3 separate regions of the Homo sapiens genome follow, and regions 1 and 3 are each linked to region 2. Evidence: read pairs that join two places in POLR2A ChIA-PET (ENCODE). Cell type or tissue: B cell. All regions are shown on one strand. Each heading gives the region's core, and the rest is flanking DNA. Links, peaks and the distances in the headings are about the cores only.

Evidence for each region. Peaks named below come from ENCODE experiments on the same cell type or tissue, not always from the same donor. Only the 100,000 strongest peaks of a DNase experiment are listed, where the experiment ranks them.
Region 1: POLR2A ChIA-PET joins it to region 2 with 10 read pairs; 3 of 35 experiments call an interaction of 5 or more read pairs at or near these places.
Region 3: POLR2A ChIA-PET joins it to region 2 with 10 read pairs; 5 of 35 experiments call an interaction of 5 or more read pairs at or near these places.

The regions. Positions count from the first base shown.
Region 1 is chr16:89,732,598-89,738,672 of GRCh38, forward strand. It overlaps ZNF276 (zinc finger protein 276), which reads left to right. Exons shown (of 11, transcript NM_001113525.2): 7 at 705-815; 8 at 885-960; 9 at 1,324-1,441; 10 at 5,209-5,308; 11 at 5,379-6,075. The coding sequence ends at 5,649. It overlaps FANCA (FA complementation group A), which reads right to left. Exons shown (of 43, transcript NM_000135.4): 43 at 4,952-6,075. The coding sequence ends at 6,004. Among named protein-coding and RNA genes, the nearest start is that of ZNF276, 14 kb to the left of the region's middle. In B cell, for the core only: no CTCF peak of the experiment used is centred there; no DNase peak of the experiment used is centred there.
Region 2 is chr16:89,907,901-89,914,124 of GRCh38, forward strand. TCF25 (TCF25 ribosome quality control complex subunit) reads left to right here. Exons shown (of 18, transcript NM_014972.3): 17 at 2,691-2,763; 18 at 3,180-3,479. The coding sequence ends at 3,338. LOC124903759 (keratin-associated protein 5-1-like) reads left to right here and starts at 3,759. Exons shown (of 4, transcript XM_047435031.1): 1 at 3,759-4,745; 2 at 5,332-6,224. The coding sequence starts at 6,201. RefSeq lists a silencer at 2,321-2,615 and enhancers at 4,159-4,660, 4,661-5,160. In B cell, for the core only: CTCF peaks have their summits at 2,569 (motif pointing left) and 2,777; a DNase peak (open chromatin) is centred at 2,551.
Region 3 is chr16:90,011,929-90,018,152 of GRCh38, forward strand. All of the region lies in intron 1 of DBNDD1 (dysbindin domain containing 1), which reads right to left. Among named protein-coding and RNA genes, the nearest start is that of DBNDD1, 4.4 kb to the right of the region's middle. In B cell, for the core only: no CTCF peak of the experiment used is centred there; no DNase peak of the experiment used is centred there; H3K4me3 peaks cover 218 bases.

The sequences.
Region 1 (6,075 bases), core at 2,076-6,075, 170 kb before region 2:
AACCCACCCCTGCTGTACCCTGTGCCCTCGCCCTCCGCTGTGTTTGCCCTGACCCTCCTGTACCCTGCGTCCTCGCCCTCTGCTGTGCTCACCCGACCCTGCTGTACCCTGCGCCCTCGTCCTCTGCCGTTTGCCCCTGACCCTGCTGTACCATGCCCTCGCCCTCTGCTGTGTTCACCCTGACCCTGCTGTACCCTGCGCCCTCACCCTCTGCTGTGTTCACCTGACCCTGCTGTGTCCTGCGCCCTTGCCCTCTGCTGTGCTCGCCCTGACCCTGCTGTACCCCGCTGTACCCTGCGCCCTCGCCCTCTGCTGTGTTCACCCCGACCCTGCTGTACCCTGCGCCCTCATCCTCTGCTGTGCCCTCCCCCTCTGCTGTGTTCGCCCTGACCCTGCTGTACCCTGCGCCCTCGCCCTCTGCTGTGTTTGCCCTGACCCTGCTGTACCCTGCGCCCTCGCCCTCTGCTGTGTTCACCCCTGACCCTGCTGTGTCCTGCGCCCTTGCCCTCTGCTGTGCTCGCCCCTGAGGCCTCCTGTCCAGAGTTGCTCTGGCTTTGGTGGCTTCAGGTAGATTCTGAGGGTCAGTCAGCACAGAAGCAACTCAGGGAAGCTTCAGAAAAGACCATTTCTCAGGTTGGAGAGACAAAAAACATTTTGCAAATGGAGATCAGAAACCATTGAATTTGGGAACCTCTTTTTTTCAGAGTCTCTGGTAAGAAGAGTGAAAGCAAAGAAGCCAAGAAGTCTGAAGAACCAAGAATTCGGAAGAAGCCGGGACCCAAGCCCGGATGGAAGAAGAAGCTTCGTTGTGAGAGGTGATGCCTGCAACGCGAGGCTCGCCCTGCCTGTCGGGGCCGGGGCTCCATGCATGCTCTTCATTGCAGGGAGGAGCTTCCCACCATCTACAAGTGTCCTTACCAGGGCTGCACGGCCGTGTACCGAGGCGCTGACGGCATGAAGGTGAGCACTGGCTGTGCCTGACCCAGGCCCGGCAGCTGTCAGTGTGAACCTGGGGGAGGTAGCAGGTGTTTCTGCAGCCTAACTCAGACTTGCGCCCAAGGACACTTTGACCTAGGTTAACCGAGACCTGAAGCAGTCCTAGCCAGTGCCATCCTTGGGGGTAGATGTGAGGCCAGACTTTCACTTGAGACACCCCCCGGGGGGTCTAGAAGTTTCTTGGAGTGAAGCTGTGAAGGAGCCAGTGGTGTCGCTGGAGGAGGAGTTGGATCTGCCTTCCAGGGGCCTCAGCTGTCACCTACTGAGGGCTCGTGCCATGTGGCCCGGGTGCGGCTCTGAGGGTCTCTCACCGAGTCTCTCCTTCAGAAGCACATCAAGGAGCACCACGAGGAGGTCCGGGAGCGGCCCTGCCCCCACCCTGGCTGCAACAAGGTTTTCATGATCGACCGCTACCTGCAGCGCCACGTGAAGCTCATCCACACAGGTACGCCTATCGCCAGTGTCGCCCACGCGGGTGACAGCCAGGGGCACGTGACCTGCTTTCCAGTCTTCCTCATACCCATCCCCGCCCCAAGAGTTGGGGGTGCGTGAAGGTGGCTCATGGGGTCTTTGGTACTCAGTCACGTTGGTAGATGAAGGCTAGAGTAGGGCGTCAGTGTGAATCTGCCCTTCCCTGTGATGGAAGGAATTCCTGACTTCCCCAGGATCTAGGCAGTTTGTCAAAACTAATAGCCAAGCAATCTTGGTGTCCTTTTGCAAATTGGTCATTTTATTTTTTAATTTTTTTTTGAGACGGAGTCCTGCTCTGTTGCCCAGGCTGGAGTGCAGTGGCACCATCTTGGCTCACCACAACCTCTGCCTCCCAGGTTCAATCAATTCTCCCGCCTCAGCCTCCCAAGTAGCTGGGATTACAGGCACCCGCAACCATGCCTGGCTAATTTTTGTAATTTTTGGTAGAGACGGGGTTTCACCATGTTGGCCAGGGTGATCTCTAACTCCTGACCTCAAGTGATCTCAGCCTTCCAAAGTGCAGAGATTACAGGTGTGAGCACTGCACCTGGCCCAAACAAGTGTATCTTAAAAGGCAAGGCAGAAGGCATGAAGGCACACCAGCTCTGGGGAGCTGCCCACGTGGACAGGCGGGAGGCACGTGTGGTTCTGCCTTTTCACATGTGTGTAGGTCGTGTCATTAAGACCGGAGGCGGATGGGGGAATTATGACTGAGGGTGCTGTCTCTGTGCCCGTCTTATTTTTCACAATTTCTATAATGCACAAGTTACTTTTATAATCCAACAAGGATATGTTTTCAAAATGACAAACTTGGCCGGGCGTGGTGGCTCACACCTGTAATCCCAGCACTTTGGGAGGCTGAGGTGGGTGGATCACCTGAGGTCAGCAGTTCAAGACCAGCCTGGCCAACATGGTAAAACCTGGTCTCTACTAAAAATACAAAAATTATCTGGGTGTGGTGGCACACGCCTGTAGGCACAGCTACTTGGGAGGCGGAGGTGGAGGTTGCAGTGAGCCGAGATCACACCACTGCACTCCAGCCTGGGCAACAGTGAGACACTGTCTCAAAAAAAAAACTTGTTTGAACCACGTGGACCCACATATCCATGGTCAGGGACTCGAATCCCTGGTATTCAGAGGGCTGCCTTTTCCTAAGTGCAGGTTCTGTAGGGTCTTTGCAGGGCTAACTTCGGGACTTCAGTATGAGCAGATTTTGGTAAGGGGTGGGGGGGGGCCTGGAACCAGCTGAGGACAACTGTATATTGATCCTTACACACACAGTTTTCCTTGGTTTTGAACTTATTACAGAATAAGAATTATTTATTCTTACTTGAATTTACTGAAGTATTTTTTCATTAGGATTGCTTTTCACTGCTGGGTCATCTCCCGACATGCGGGTTGTTATTTTTTGGGTTCTCCGACATCTCTCCTGATGGCAGCACTTCCTTGGGTTTGGTCCTTCAGACTCTGCATCTGTCCGGTCACTGATGGTCACAACCAGCAGTTCCTTAAAAACCTGAAATTGGGCCGGGTGCAGTGGCTCATGCCTGTAATCGCAGCACTTTGGAGGCTAAGGCAGTAGGATTGCTTGAGGCCAGGATTTTGACACCAGCCTGGGCAACATAGTGAGGCCGTCTTTACCAAAAACTTTTTTTTTAATTTATTGATGGAAACAGTCTCACTCTTATCACCATGGCTGGAGTGCAGTGGCGCGATCTTGGCTCACTGTAACCTCCACCTCCCTAGTTCAAGCAATTCTCCTGTCTCAGCCTCCTGAGTAGCTGGGATTACAGGCATCTGCCACCACGCCGGGGGTGTTTTTTTTTGTTTGTTTGTTTGTTTTTTTGACTGAGTCTTGCTCTTGTCGCCCAGGCTGGGGTGCAGTGGCACAATCTCAGCTCACTGCAAGCTCCTCTTCCTGGGGTAAAGCCATTCTCCTGCCTCAGCCTCCCAAATAGCTGGGACTACAGGTGCTGGCCACCACACCCAACTAATTTTTCGTATTTTCAGTACAGACGGGGTTTCACCACGTTAGTGAGGCTGGTCTCAATCTCCTGACCTTGTGATCCACCTGCCTCGGCCTCCCGAAGTGCTGGGATTATAAGCGTGAGCCATGACGCCTGGGTAATTTTTCTATTTTTAGTAGAGAGGCAGGTTTTGCTATGTTGGCCAGGCTGGTCTCGAGTTCCTGACCTCAGGTGATTTGCCTGCCTTGGCCTCCCAAAGTGCTGGGATTACAGGCATGAGCCACCGTGCCCAGCCCCCAATTTTTTTTTTTTTTTCCGGGACAGTCTGTGTCGCCCAGCCTGGAGTGCAGCTGTGCAATCTCAGCTCACTGCAACCTCCACCTCCTGGGTTCATGCAATTCTGCTGCCTCAGCCTCCCGAGTAGCTGGGACTACAGGTGTGTGCCACCACACCTGGCTAATTTTTGTATTTTTAGTAGAGACAGGGTTTTACCATATTGATTGGGCTGGGGCTGGTCTTGAACTGACTTCATGATCCGCCTGCCTTGGCCTTCCAAAGTGCTGGGATTGAGCACTTTGTGTAAGCCACTGCACCGGCCCCCCAAATTTTTTAAATTACCTGGGTGTGGTGGTGCACACCTGTGGTCCCAGCTACTTGAGAGGTTGAGGCAGGAGGATCACTTAAGCCTGGGAGTTCCAGGCTATAGTGAGCCATGATTGTACCATTGCACTTCAACCTGGGCAACAGAGCAAGACCCTGTCTCCAAAAAAAAAAAAAAAAAAAGAATCCCTTGAACCTGGGAGGTGGAGTTTCCAGTGAGCTGAGATTGGGCTGTTGCACTCCAGCCTGGGCAACAGAGCAAGACTCAAGTCTCAAAAAAAAAGAACAGCGTAGAGTAAAATGCCAAGATAGGGTTTCCCTTCGAAGAGAAAAGTCTGTCTTGTGAAGCGTTTCAGGGCTTGACAGATGTGGAGGCAGCACAGGGTGAGTGGGTCTGCATGTCCACATGTGGCATTTGTGGACTAGCAAGTGAGATCTCTTTGTTCAAGGGTGTGAGAAAGATTTCCAGAGCCAGTACAGCAATGCATACCCCCAGACCCTGGGTATGGACCCCTCTCATATGGAGATGAATTCTAGAGAACAGCCATAGCTGTGACAATCAGTATTCTATACAACCTTAGTGATACGGCTTCCTTTAAGAATTTGTAGGCCAGGCACGGTGGCTCACACATGTAATCCCAGCACTTTGGGAGACCGAGGCAGGCAGATCACAAGGTCAGGAATTCAAGACCAGCCTGGCCAATATGGTGTAAACCCTGTCTCTACTAAAAATACAAAAATCAGCTGGGCGTGGTGGGGGGCGCCTGTAATCCCAGCTACTTGGCAGGCTGAGGCACAAGAATCGCTTGAGCCTGGGAGGCGCAGGTTGCAGTGAGCTGAGATCACGCCACCGCACTGCAGCCTGGGTAACAGAGCGAAACTCCATCTCAAAAAAAAAAAAAGACAAGAATCTGTGGTTAAGGAAATAGCTTTCTGAGGTTTCTTTAAAAACCATCCTGAAATGCACACAGCTGATGAAGCCACGTGACAGTGTATAAAGCAGTTTAAAGATCTTAATAAACGAGGCCCTCATAGGCCCCTTGCTTGGGCCCACTGCATGGTGAACCATGTGCAGAAATGTCTTCCCAGCTGTGATGGTTTCACATTGTCATCGTCGTCCCCCCGGGAGGTTGGAGCATCAGGGGCCTGGACTCACTGGACTCTCCCCTCTCAGAGGTGCGGAACTATATCTGTGACGAATGTGGACAAACCTTCAAGCAGCGGAAGCACCTTCTCGTCCACCAAATGCGACATTCGGGAGCCAAGCCTTTGCAGTAAGTGTGAGTCAGGACCCCCTCCCAGGGCTGTGGCCCTCGCACCTTCTTATCTGCCTCTGTCCCCCAGGTGTGAGGTCTGTGGGTTCCAGTGCAGGCAGCGGGCATCCCTCAAGTACCACATGACCAAACACAAGGCTGAGACTGAGCTGGACTTTGCCTGTGACCAGTGTGGCCGGCGGTTTGAGAAGGCCCACAACCTCAATGTACACATGTCCATGGTGCACCCGCTGACACAGACCCAGGACAAGGCCCTGCCCCTGGAGGCGGAACCACCACCTGGGCCACCGAGCCCCTCTGTGACCACAGAGGGCCAGGCGGTGAAGCCCGAACCCACCTGAGGACGGCAGTGAGGATGAGCACCTCTAGCAGCCTGGACTCCGCAGTGGCTGTGTCAGCCTCACCCTTCGTGTGCACCCGCATGGGAGGGTCGGAGGGTGCTGCCCGCCCTTGGTGCTGGAGGCGGGCTTGGTGTCCGGCTCAAGTAGCCTTCCTCTGCTCTGGGACCAGTGGTTTATTTTCCCGCAAACGCTGAGTGACTCGGGGCCGGACAGTTCATAAATAATTGATTCCTTTCCCCACTAAAGCAGTCGAGGAGATTTGTAATCCACTTTTTAGTGCAACAAGAGCTCCATGTTATGCTTGTAATAAATTATTTACACGGGAGCTGGGCTGGTGTGCAGTGGCAGGTCCCGTCAGAAGAGATGAGGCTCCTGGGACAGGTCAGCGTCAGGGGCAGCCTGCTGTCTGCTCTGGAGGGCGGCGCT
Region 2 (6,224 bases), core at 946-4,945:
CCCACCTCCCAGCTCCTGCCTCCCTCCTCCCAGTTCCCAGCTCCCACCTCCCTCCTCCCGCCGCCTAGCTCCCACCTCCCAGCTCCCGCCTCCCACCTCCCAGCTACCGCCTCCCTCCTCCCAGTTCCCAGCTCCCACCTCCTACCTCCCAGCTCCCGCCTCCCACCTTACAGCCCCTGTCTCCTCCCTCCTCCCAGTTCCCAGCTCCCAGCTCCCGCCTCCCTCCTCTCACCTCCCCTGCCACCTCCTGCCTCCCTCCTCCCAGCTCCCACCTTCCAGCTCCCGCCTCCCTCCTCCAAGTTCCCACCTTCCAACCCCGCCTCCCTCCTCTCAGTTCCCACCTCCCAGCTCCCACCTCCCAGCTCCCTCTTCCCTCCTCCCAGTTCCCACCTCCCAGCTTCCTCCTCCCACCTTCTAGTTCCCACTTCTTTCCTCACAGTTCCCACCTCCCAGCTCCCATCTTCCAGCTCCCAGCTCCCACCTCCCTCCTTCCAGTTTCCACCTCCCAGCTCCCACCTCCCACCTTCCAGTTCCCACCTCCTTCCTCGCAGTTCCCACCTCCCAGTTCCCACCTGCCAGCTCCCACCTCTTTCCTCGCAGTTCCCACCTCCCACCTTCCAGCTCCCACCTCCCAGCTCCCTCCTCCCACCTTCCAGTTCCCACCTCTTTCCTCGCAGTTCCCACCTCCCAGCTCCCGCCTCCCTCCTCCCAGCTCCCACCTCCCAGCTCCCACCTCCCACCTCCCAGCTCCCACCTCCCAGCTCCCACCTCCCTCCTCCCAGCTCCCACCTCCCGCCTCCCAGCTCCCACCTCCCGGCTCCCGCCTCCCAGCTCCCAGCTCCTGCCTCCCACCTGCCAGCTCCCAGCTCCCGCCTCCCTCCTCCCAGTTTCCACCTCCCAGCTCCCACCTCGCAGCTCCCAGCTCCCAGCTCCCACCTCGCAGCTCCCAGCTCTCTCCTGCAGCTCTGAGGTCAGGGCTTTGGGGCTCACAGGGACTGGCTGCCTCTTTCAGACCCAGATGCTGAGAGATGGGGCTCAGGGCTAAGTGGGTCTTTCCCCTCACAGGAAGGGAGAGGAGGAGAGGAACAGTGTTATTTGGGGGTCACAGCTCTGCGTTTGCAGGCCACGTTCTTTCCCATCTCCACCGAATGTACAAGCGCTTGCGTGTCGGCCTCTGTGGCAGGTGCGAGTGACACAGTGGAAGCAGGTGTGCAGTGAAGTGGGGAAAACATATTAATTTTAGAATGTAGAAATAAACATAAAATCAAAACTGCACCAGCCTGGCCAACATGGCAAACCCCGTCTCAACTAAAAATACAAAACTTAGCCAGCTGGGTGCAGTGACTCACGCCTGTAATTCCAGCAGTTTGAGAGGCCAAGGTGGGCAAATCACAAGGTCAAGAGATTGAGACCAGCCTGGCCAACGTGCTGAAAACCCGTCTCTACTAAAATACAAAAAAATTAGCTGGGCGTGGTGCCGCACACCTGTAGTCCCAGCTACTTGGGAGGCTGAGGCAGGAAAATTGTTTGAACCCGGGAGGCACAGGTTGCAGTGAGTGGAGATCGTGCCACTGCACTCCATCCTGGCGACAGAGGAAGACTCCGTCTCAAAAAAAAAAAAAAAAAAAAAAATTGGGCGTGGTGGGTTGTGCCTGTAGTCCCAGCTACTCAGGAGGCTGAGGCAGGAGAATCCCTTGAACCCGGAAGGAGGGGGTTGCCGTGAGCTGAGATCACGCCACTGCACTCCAGCCTGGGTGACAGAGTGACTCCATCTCAAAAAAAAAAAAAAAAAAAATCCTCCAGTAAGGTGTTTGGAGGAAGGATGGTGGCTGTGCTGAGACGGAGAGGATGAATGTGCCCTCACCAGGCTCAGGGGAGAGGGTCCTTGTGTTCCCCAGCAGAGTCACGATGTGCCGAGGCCCTGTGCCAGGAGCAGAGCACACGGCACATTGAGAGAACAAAAGCCCCATGGCCAGACCGGGAGAGCAGGGCTGCGGCGCAAGAGGGCCAACTGCCAGGCGGCCGGTGTGTCTGGCTTTCAGAATCCGGGTCATTGAAAGGCTTTTTACCTTTTCCTTCTGGGCTGGAAAGTACTTGCCTTACCCAGGCCCCGTCACCCGCACAGCGGTCGTCGTGATTATCCCTGCCGGCAGGGTGTTGCAGCATTGAGGAATCGCGGTTCTTTGCTGCCTCCCTCCGCTGTGGAGCCCAGGCTTTCGCCCTCCCTAGAGCTCCTGAGGCCTGGCCGCTCAGCGTCCTGTAGAGCCGGGCCGGTAGCCCTTCGCACCGTGAGGGTCTCCGCTTAACGCAGGCCCTGGAAGCTTCTGCCTTTGCGTAAGGAGTGGGTGCTGAAGGAGACGTTGAAACTGCAGCTTTTCTGAAAAGCAAGGCACCTGTGCAGTGGCCGAGGATGGCTGTGGGAGCCTCGCTCCGGACGCCACGCCTGCCTCAGCTGAGTTGGTCTCCCTCATCCTGTTCCCGCTGTCCACAGCCCCACCCTAAGCTGATGAGGAAGCCTCACGGGCCACCCGGGGAATCCAGGGCCTGTGCTCAGCTGCTGCTGCTCTGCCCCCTGGCGGCCCCTCCGTGTCCCTGCGAGGGAGGCAGCTGGCAGGCAGCCCCGTGAGCCGGGTTGGGTCCCACGAGTCTCAGTTCAGTGTCGTTTCTGACTTTTCTTGACTTTCTTTCAGGCTAAGTCCTATCAGCCATGGAAACACCATTGCTCTCTTCTTCCGGTCACTGTTGCCAAACTATACCATGGAGGTAGGTTGAGCTCGTCCCAGCCCCTGCCTCCCCAGTGGGTGCGGGCATATCCATTCCAGTGCGAATGCCTGGAGCCTCCTTGAACCAGGACTGTGCCAGCCGGCACAGGGAGCAGGGAAGGACCAAGGCTGCATTGTGCCAGTGGGGTGCCCATTCTGCCGGGGAAACTGGGGCCTGCCCAGATGGTAGCAGATGCAGGGCCGTGAGTCAGCCGGCTTGATCCCACTCTGTGCCTGGCTTGGTCTAGACACGGCATTTGGTTTTGAGAGCTTCCTCCTCACAGGGACCTGGGGAGGGTTCAGGGTCCGGTGCTGGGGCAAGGGCCACCTCGGGCTCCACAGTGCCTCCTGCTTGGGCCCCGGGCCCCTAGTCCCAGCACAGACAGCCCCCTTCTCAGACATGTCCCCTTGCTGCAGGGGGAGAGGCCCGAGGAAGGAGTGGCTGGGGGTCTGAACCGCAACCAGGGCCTGAACAGGCTGATGCTGGCTGTGCGCGACATGATGGCCAACTTCCACCTCAACGACCTGGAGGCGCCGCACGAGGACGACGCTGAGGGGGAGGGGGAGTGGGACTGAGCGTCCGCAGAGGTGACCGAAAAGCCGTATGATGATGTTCCCGATTTCTCTGTTGGTCGGAGTCGGCCAGTTGCCTGAAGTAGGGAAGCTGAGTGTGTCGCTCCCTGGTCCACTGTTTCTCCTATAAATGTAAATGGGTCACGCTCTGCCGTCCGCACCTTCTCCTTTCGCAGGCACTGAGCGCCGTCCCATGCCCTCGGATTCGAATCACACTCAGTCCATTCTCCTCCCAGTGGCTTGTGGGTGAGGTGGGGCCCAGACCCCATGCTTCCTGTGCTCCCAGGATCTGGGCACGGGTGGAGAAGGGGCCCCACGGGGTCTTCAGTGCAGGTCCCTGCTGAATGCCAAGGCCCTGGGTGCACGTCCTCCTTGAACTTGCTGTGGAGTTCGTCAACAGAGCTGCGTGCCTTGTTGGTAGAGGGTCTCAGGGCAGGGCTGGAGCAGAGAGGCCCCTATGTGGCAGCCGGCCTTCAGTCTTGTTCCTCCAAGCAAGTGGGGTGGAGATGTTGGGGTCCTTTGGCTGGATGCCACTATCTGTTGAATCTGACAAAATAATTTTCTTTTTTTTTTTTGAGACAAGAGTCTCACTGTGTCGCGCAGGCTGGAGTGCAGTGGCGCAGTCTCGGCTCACTGCAAGCTCCGCCTCCCGGGTTCACGCCATTCTCCTGCCTCAGCCTCCCGAGTAGCTGGGGCTACAGGCACCCGCCACCACGCCTGGCTAATGTTTGTATTTTTAGTAGAGACGGGGTTCCACCATGTTGGCCAGGATGCTCTCAATCTCTTGACCTCATGATCCGCCCGCCTTGGCCCCCCACAGTGCTGGGGTTACAGCTGTGAGCCACCGCGCCTGGCTCTGCCAAAATAATTTTATTAGAGAACTTGAGGGCAGTGCCCAGAATTGAAGGCGAAGCCCCAGAAGCATGTTTTGCAGAGAAGTGCCCAGGGAAGCTCTGAGGGCCCATGTAGCAAAGATCAGGGGATAGTCGGTCTGAGGGTGAATGGGCCACTCGGACCAAGACCCCAGTCTTGGGGGAGGGCTTAGCTGGAGCAGGTCCTGGCACAGTTGACTGATGGTGCACAGAACCCGTGCATCCCACGGCCCCACGGTGCTGCAGCTGCAGGAGGGGCGGAGGCTGCAGCCAGACAGCATCAGAAGCCAGCGTGGTTCTGGAAGGATCGAGAACACCAAGGTGTTAGGGCTGCAGCAGGGGTCCTGTCCCCTGGCACCCCTCACCGCCCTAATCTTTTACCCTTAGGAGGCAGCAGACACGAGGGGCTGCCCGAGGCTCTAGGGCGGCCAGTGAGGCAGGAAACATGTTCCAGCCCCAGCTAGGTACTGGTCCGTGGACCCACCTCCCAGAAAGCCCATCACTGTGTAATCGTCTAACCTGGGGCTCGCCGAGGCCTGTGAGTTCATCCTTTTGGCAGTTCCTGGTGTCTCCTTACTCTGCTCAGCATTTCCTGGGCGGGAGCTTAGGGTGCAGGACCCTCCCCAGGACGACGAGGGCCCAGTGTCCATGACAAGAGTTGGCCCGAGGGCTGAGCCACGTGTGCCCATCTCAGACGTGGGCCTGAGGGTGCAGCCCTGGCCCTGTGCTGGCCATTTCTAGGAGCGGTGCCCTGAGGTCCCAGCTGTGATAGCCCCACGCTCTGCAGGAAGAGATCATGGGGGCGGGGAGTTGGTGCTGCGGCCTCGTTCCTCTCTGCAGTGAGTGAACGATGTTTGTGGTCAGCAGGAGCCTGTGGGGAGCACAGGCTGGTCCTCCTGGTGTCCCACCCACCCCTTTTTCCATGGGGGATCTGCACTCATCTCCAGGGAAGATGGTTGGGAGATAACCCCAGTCTGCTCTAGGTCCCCACCCTCCACAGCCAGGGTGGTCCGTGGTGAGCTTCAGCCATCGAGATGCGGGAGTCTGCTAGAGTCTTCAGGGTCTTTTCTCTGAAAATGACAGGCTAGCAAGGAGACCTGGGTCCCCTGCCTCTTCCATTCCAGATGCCTTGAGTCCACCCAAATAGGGGATGTGATGTTTGGAGCTGCAGCAGCCGCCCTACGGTTGGGAGTCAGAGAAGAGCCGGTGTTCCAGGGACAATGCAGCAGAGGCTGAGCCCAGGCCTGCTGTCCTGAGAGGTGGCTGGATCACTGACACTTTGGCAGTGGTGCTGGGGTTTATGTCATGACCTGCAGCTGAGCCTACTTCCAATGACCGTGAGATCTGAAAGACTGTTTTGAGGGCGTAGCCTCTGCCATGATTGTGGGGAATGCTGTCCTGTTTCCTCCCTTGGCCCTGCTCAGCCCAGCGAGAGGCTGAGGCGCACGTGGCTCCCCGGGTGCCCACAGGCAGCGTGGCTCACCAGCCGGGCCCTTTTCCACTGAGCCAGAACCCCCCAAAGCCTTCAATGCAGGCACCACGGTGAGCCCACGAGAAACCCTGCTTGCCACCTCCCACACCCCCACCCCCAAGTTCAAAGGAAATGGTCCCTGAACCAAGGGCTGAGATCAGCTGTGGGTCCAGCTGTCCTGGGGAGCTGTACTGGAGCCCACCACGGTGGGACTGTTGGTCCGGCGGTGACCCCCACCTCCATGTCTGTGGCCGCAGCTGGACAGGCCACTCCCTGGGCCACAGAGATGTTTTACCTCTCGCAGCCCTCGGGCACACATTGAGCAGATGTGTGTGTGTGTGCGTGTGTGGGTGGGTGCGCATTTGTGTGTGCCTGTGTGTGTGCGCATGTGGTGTGGGTGCACGTGTGTGCACGTGTGTGGGTAAACATTGTGTGTGCGCATACGTGTGTGGGTAAACATTTGTATGTGCACGCGTGTGTGGGTAAACGTGTGTGCGCACGTATGTATGTGTGTACATTTGTATGTGTGTACATTTGTATGCATGT
Region 3 (6,224 bases), core at 1,481-5,480, 100 kb after region 2:
CCCAGCCTGGCCCTTGGGCCCTTCCTCAAGGAGAGACAGTGTAGACCAAAGCCCCAGGCCCCCGCCCACAGTGTGTTCATGTCCTGCTGGACTGTGCTGTGGTCACAATTCCAAAATGCTTCCACACAGCTCAGAGCAGTGGCCGTGGCTGCAGAGGGCGTAGCCCTGTCCTAGCCTCGAGTCTCAGGAGGGTGCTGCAGCCGGCCCTGAGGGTGCGGCAGGGGCCTCAGACCTGCCAGGTCCAGGACAGAGCAGGCGCTGTCCCTCTGGCATGGCTGACCCAGAGCCCTGAGAGCAGGTACGAGTGGGGAACCAAGGTGCAGGGATGTACGTCACCGGCCAGGAGGCCCTGCTCTCAGGATCCCCAGCTGAGGAAGGCTACAGGGGCTCTTACCTCCCCAGGTTTACAGGCCAGGCATGAACTCCATGGACACCCTTACCCCAGAGCAGCACTCTGGGGTGTAGCTGTCAGCTCCACCTCTGTCCCTCCCCGCCCCTCCTTCTGTCCTGAGGGGCACCCCCTCCTCTCCTCTCTCTTTTTTTTTTTTGAGATGGAGTTTCGTTCTTGTTGCCCAGGCTGGAGTGCAATGGCGTGATCTTGGCTCATCAAAACCTCCGCCTCCTGGGTTCAAGCGATTCTCCTGCGTCAGCCTTCCGAGTAGCTGGGATTACAGGCATGAGCCACCATGCCCAGCTAATTCTGTATTTTTAGTAGAGATGGGGTTTCTCCATGTTGGTCAGGCTGGTCTCAAACTCCTGACCTCAGGTGATCCGTCTGCCTCGGCCTCCCAAAGTGCTGGCATTACAGGCATGAGCCACCGCACCTGGCCTCTCTCTCTCAAGAGACAAGGTCTCACTGTTGCCCAGGCTGGAGTGCAGTGGTAAAACCATAGCTCACTGCAGCCTCAACCTCTTGGGCTCAAGCGATCCTCCCACTTCAGCCTCCTGAGTAGCTGGGACCACCACTCCTGGCTAATTAAAATTTTTTTGGTAGAGACAGGGTCTTGCCATGTTGCCCAGGCTGGTCTCGAACTCCTGGGTTCAAGCGATCATACACCCTGGCCTCCCACCCCCTCCTCTCTGGCAGCCCCCTAATATCAAGGAAACCTGGGGCCAGAGTAGTTCTGCAGAGAATCTCTGGGGACAGCACCCTCAGAGGCAGGTGGGGCAGGTGGTTCTGTGTTAATAATGACAGCTAGGTGTGGTGGTGCACACCTGTGTGGCAGCTACTCGGGAAGCTGAGGCAGGAGGTCCGCCTGAAACCCAGGAAGTCAAGAATGCAGTGAGCTGTGATCGTGCCATCCAGCTTGAGCAACAGAGCGAAACCTTGCCTTAAAAAAAAAAAAAAAAAAAAAGACAGTGGCTTATGGTTTTCTAGTACAGTCCCAGCATTCTGTGTTTATTGACTAACTCCATTCTCACCTCACCCTAACTCCCAGCTACATGGGGAAGACTCTGAGCTTTGTACTTGAGAGGAGGAAGCTGAGGCACAGAGCAGCTCAGCGTCTGTCCCCAGCATGCAGCACAGGGCTGGCCAGGGACGCAGCTGGAGCTCTCAGCCATCACCTGTCAGCCTGTTCCTGATCATGGCGTGGAGATGGGAACCAGGGATCCCGGTTCAGGGCCCAGCAGAGGGAGCAGGAAGTCCCCACTTGCTGGCTTAGGTTCCCTGGGTCCTGACCTGGGGGGACGTGGATCTCTGAAGGAAGGTGGGACAGAGGTGGCGTCTCCCCTTGTAGTCCCCCTCTCACTGGGCGGGGCCCCTCATCTAGACGAAGGCTCTGATTCATTCATTCACCCAACCAAGACTTCCGAATCACCCTCTGTTCTGGGGACATGGCATAGACAAAATAGATGATTCCTGCCCTTCTGAGGGACGGCCAGTGCCAGTGAGCAGTGCGGGGCTGTGCTCCCATTTTAGGGGGCATCTGGGGAGGGTGCTCTACCAAACTTGGAGGAGGAGCCTGGAGGTGGGAGGGAGCCGTGTGATACTGGGTGGGGCGGGGGGGGACATGCATAAAGGCCTGAGCAGAGTGCATTTGAGGACAGCTGGGGGCTGTGAGGCAGGGCAGGGGTGGTGTGTGCAGGTCGTGTGGAGATCGTCAGGACTTTGGTTTCTATACTGAGTAAGCTGAGAGAAGCCGTTGAAGGGTTTTGAATGGAGTGGGACAGCATCTACCTGAATTTTTAAATTATTATTATTATTATTTTTTTTTTGAGATGGAGTCTCGCTCTGTCACCAGGCTGGAGGGCAATGGCGCGATCTCTGCTCACTGCAAACTCCACCTCCTGGGTTCAAGGGATCCTCTTGCCTCAGCCTCCCAAGTAGCTGGGATTACAGGCGTGCGCCACCATGCCTGGCTAATTTTTGTATCTTTAGTAGAGATGGGGTTTCTCCCTGTTGGCCAGGCTGGTCTTGAACTCCTGACCTCATGATCCGCCCGCCTTGGCCTCCCAAAGTGCTGGGATTATAGGTGTGAGCCACCGTGCCGGGCCAATACCTGCATTTTTACGACGAGGCCAGCAAGGGCACAGTCCAGAGGGAGGTAAGTCTGCAGGCACCCTCTGCTTGTGCTGAGATGGAGGTCCCAAGCAGGACCTCAGCCAAACAGCAATCCCCTTCCCCATCTTGCACTGGAGAGGGGGCATGCGAATGCCAGCAGTCCTCATTATAGATCCTGGGGTCCCAAGGGGCTACAGACAGCTTCTGGGACAAAGCTCTAGCCCTGTGGAAGCTTCACAGCAGCCCTGTGTGGAATGAATATCATAGTTGACTCTTAAGAAGTATCCTTTCGGCCGGGCGCGGTGGCTCACGCCTGTAATCCCAGCACTTTGGGAGGCCAAGGCGGGCGGATCACTTGAGGCCAGGAGTTCGAGACCAGTCTGGGCCAACATGGCGAAACCCCGTCTCTACTAAAAATACAAAAATTAGCCGGTGTGGTGGTACGTGCCTGTAGTCCCAGCTACTCAGGAGGCTGAGGCAGGAGACTCGCTTGAACCTAGGAGGTGGAGTTTGCAGTGAGCAGAGATCATGCCACTGCACTCCAGCCTGGGCGACAGAACGAGACTCTTGTTTCAAAAAAAAAAAAAAAAGCATCTTTTCTTATTTCCACATTCTTGAGACAGCAACACATCTGTAGCTGATGGTGTCAGCGTTGATGAGATCCAGTCCTGTAAGCATTTGAAGCCACCAGGTGTCTAGTCTGGTCCTTCCCCATCTCCCTTTGGCCTGGTCTTTATTCTGTAAAGTCTGGTGCCGTGGTCTGTGTTGGGGCTTTGGGGAAGGAAAATTTGGAAGATGCAGCTTCTGCCATCAGGACACGAATTTTTTGGCCAGAAGAATGTGATACCAGGGACAAGACCTGAGCCCCCAGGAGGGGCACGATGGATCTTGGCATGAAGAGCGTGCAGCTGCTATAAGGCATGCTCGTGGGTCCTCAAATGACTGAGCCTACTGTGTAATACATGCAGCATACAGATATGTGTTCGTTGACCATATCAGTAAAGTTCTGGTCAACAGTAGGCTATTAGCAGTTAAGTTTTTGGGGAGTGAAAAGTTCTATGTGGATTTCTGACTTTGAGGGAGGTGGGCACCCCTAACACTTAACGTTGTTCAAGAGTCAGCTGCACATGCATGTTCATAGCGTGATTCACAGTAGCCAAAAGTGGAAATAATCCAATGTCCTCAGTGGATCAATGGATAAACAGAATGTGGTCTGTGCCTACCATGGAGTGAGATTCAACCCAAGAAGGACGGCGGTACTGACACCGGATATCACATGCATGAGCCTGATCACCTCATTCGAGTGAAGGAAGCCAGGCCCAAAAGGACAAATGCTGTGTGACGCCGTTCCTAGGAAATGTCCAGAATAGGCAAGCGCGTAGACATTCCATCAGTGATCGTCAGAGGCTGGGGGGTGGGCAGTGGAGAAGGGGAGAACGGGTATGGGTTTCTTTCTGGGGGGGTAATGAAGATATTATAAAATTAGATAGTGGTGGTGACTGCACAATTTTGTGAATATACTGAAACAGTGAGTTGTACACTTTAAAAGGGTGAACTTTATATGTGAATAATATCTCAATTTAAAAACAATCCTCAATGGAAACAAAGGTTGATCTTGGCTGGAACTGATAGGCAAAGCCGGGAGGAAATGACAGAGACTCACATACACTGTGAGTCGGCCACACGCCAGACCCCCAGGCACAGCCCCAGAGCAGGCTGGGACTGGGTAGAGCGAGAAGCATCAGCTCTAAGCGGCTTGTATCTAGTTCATGGCTGCATTCCTGGGACCTAGCGCACAGTAGGTGCGCAGTAAACAAATGAGGGTGAATCAACTAGCCCACGGTTAGTGAGGGACTGCGCTAGGAATCACCCAGGCCTGTCTGACACCCTCTCAACAAGCTTGTAGGAAGAAGAAAATTCCTCACGGGCGAGACCTGCTGCTTTTCCCAGGGTGGGAACCAGAGGCTCAATGCCAGGCAGGCATGGGGGCGGGTGCTGGCAGCCCCCAAGGTCTCCAGGGCCAGGGCAGAGGCAAGCAGGTGTTTCTGATGTCCCAGGAAGGACCCCAGAGTGTGGGGACACAGCAATGTTCTGGTCCTTACCCCAGCACAGCCCCTATCAAGGGGGACCCAACCCCCCTGCAGGGGCTGCTGGTGCCCTCGCTGATGAGTGGGCACTGAAGGAGCACCTCAGCGAGGGAGCCAGGAGTTGGGGTGCCTCAGCCCGGCCCCCCAGGCTTCCCTGAGGGCTGATTGCTGATGCCCTGTGCTCTGCTGCTGACCTATTTTCCAGCACATTCTCGACTGGGAAACTTGGCCCAAATCCTGTTCCCTGTTGTGTGCCCAGGGCCCCGTCCAGAGCATCGAGGAGGCACTTGGCACACACCACTGTATGGACGGATGAGCTAATGAAGTGAATGAATGAATATCATAAAACTAAATGGCTGGAAGGAGAGATGGTCGCAGAGGCAGGGGCCACCTGCCCCCCATCCCCCAGCACCTTCCTCTCTGGATTTGGACCCCCAAAGTATTTCAGGGATGCTGGAGTGGCCGTGTCTAGACTCTCAGCCTCCTGAGGATCCCTCTGTCCCTGTGGACCCTTGGGCAGACTGAGTTGGGGTGGGTTACAGCCCTGGCTTCCAGGTGGGGCCCTCAGAGAGGGCACAGGTCACATTCCTGTGCACACGTGCACCTCCGTGTTCTGTACATTTCATATTAAGAAATCATTAATTCCTTTAGTTGCAAAAATAGTGTTTTAATAATGCTTTATAAAAATCCTATTTTGCCGGGCATGGTGGCTGACGCCTGTAATCCCAGCACTTTGGGAGGCCGAGGCGGGTGGGTCATGAGGTCAGGAGATCGAGATCATCCTGGCTAACACAGTGAAACCCCGTCTCTACTAAAAGTACAAAAAATCAGCCAGGTGTGGTGGCGGGCGCCTGTAGTCCCAGCCACTGGGGAGGCTGAGGCAGGAGAATGGCGTGAACCCGGGAGGTGGAGGTTGCAGTGAGCCGAGATCGCGCCACTGCACTCCGGCCTGGGCAACAGAGCGAGACTCCGTCTCAAAAAAAAAAAAAATCATATTTTACAGATATTTCTGAATTATTTATCAGTGAAATAATATGTCTAGATTTGGTTCAAACCACTAATGAAGGGAGGTTGGTGGTAGTCTGGAGAGGAGGCTGTGGGCCTGGGGGCTGGGATGTCACACATGGGCCTTTGTCCCGCCGTTCTCTCTACTTTTGTAAGGTTTTCAAAAGTAAGTGATAAGTAATGACAGAGTCACCAATGTGTGATCTCATGAGGTTCCACAAAGTAGGCATCACTGGCCACTTTGCAGACAAGGAAACAGGAGTTGGTGTCAAGAGCGTGAGCCCTCAGAGGACAGGGCCCTGTCTTCCCACTAACTCCCCACCCCAGGCAGGGTACTGCACAGAGCTGCGACCTGTAGGTAAATACCTGTGCACTGATTGAGTCAGGTGTCTGAAGCCCCCAGCCAGTGACTGATGGGCTCAGAAACTGAACCTGCTTTCTCTGCCTTTTAAGCTGCTGGGAAGTCCTCCTTTTTTCCCAAAGGAGGAGGGAAAACATATTAACCTCCACTCCCAAATGCCTTGGGCTCCCACAGCCCTGCAGGGGAAGCAGAACTGTCTCCACTGACAGAAATGGAAATTGAGGCTCACAGGGGCCTGACTGCCCACAGTTCACAGCTGGAAACAGCT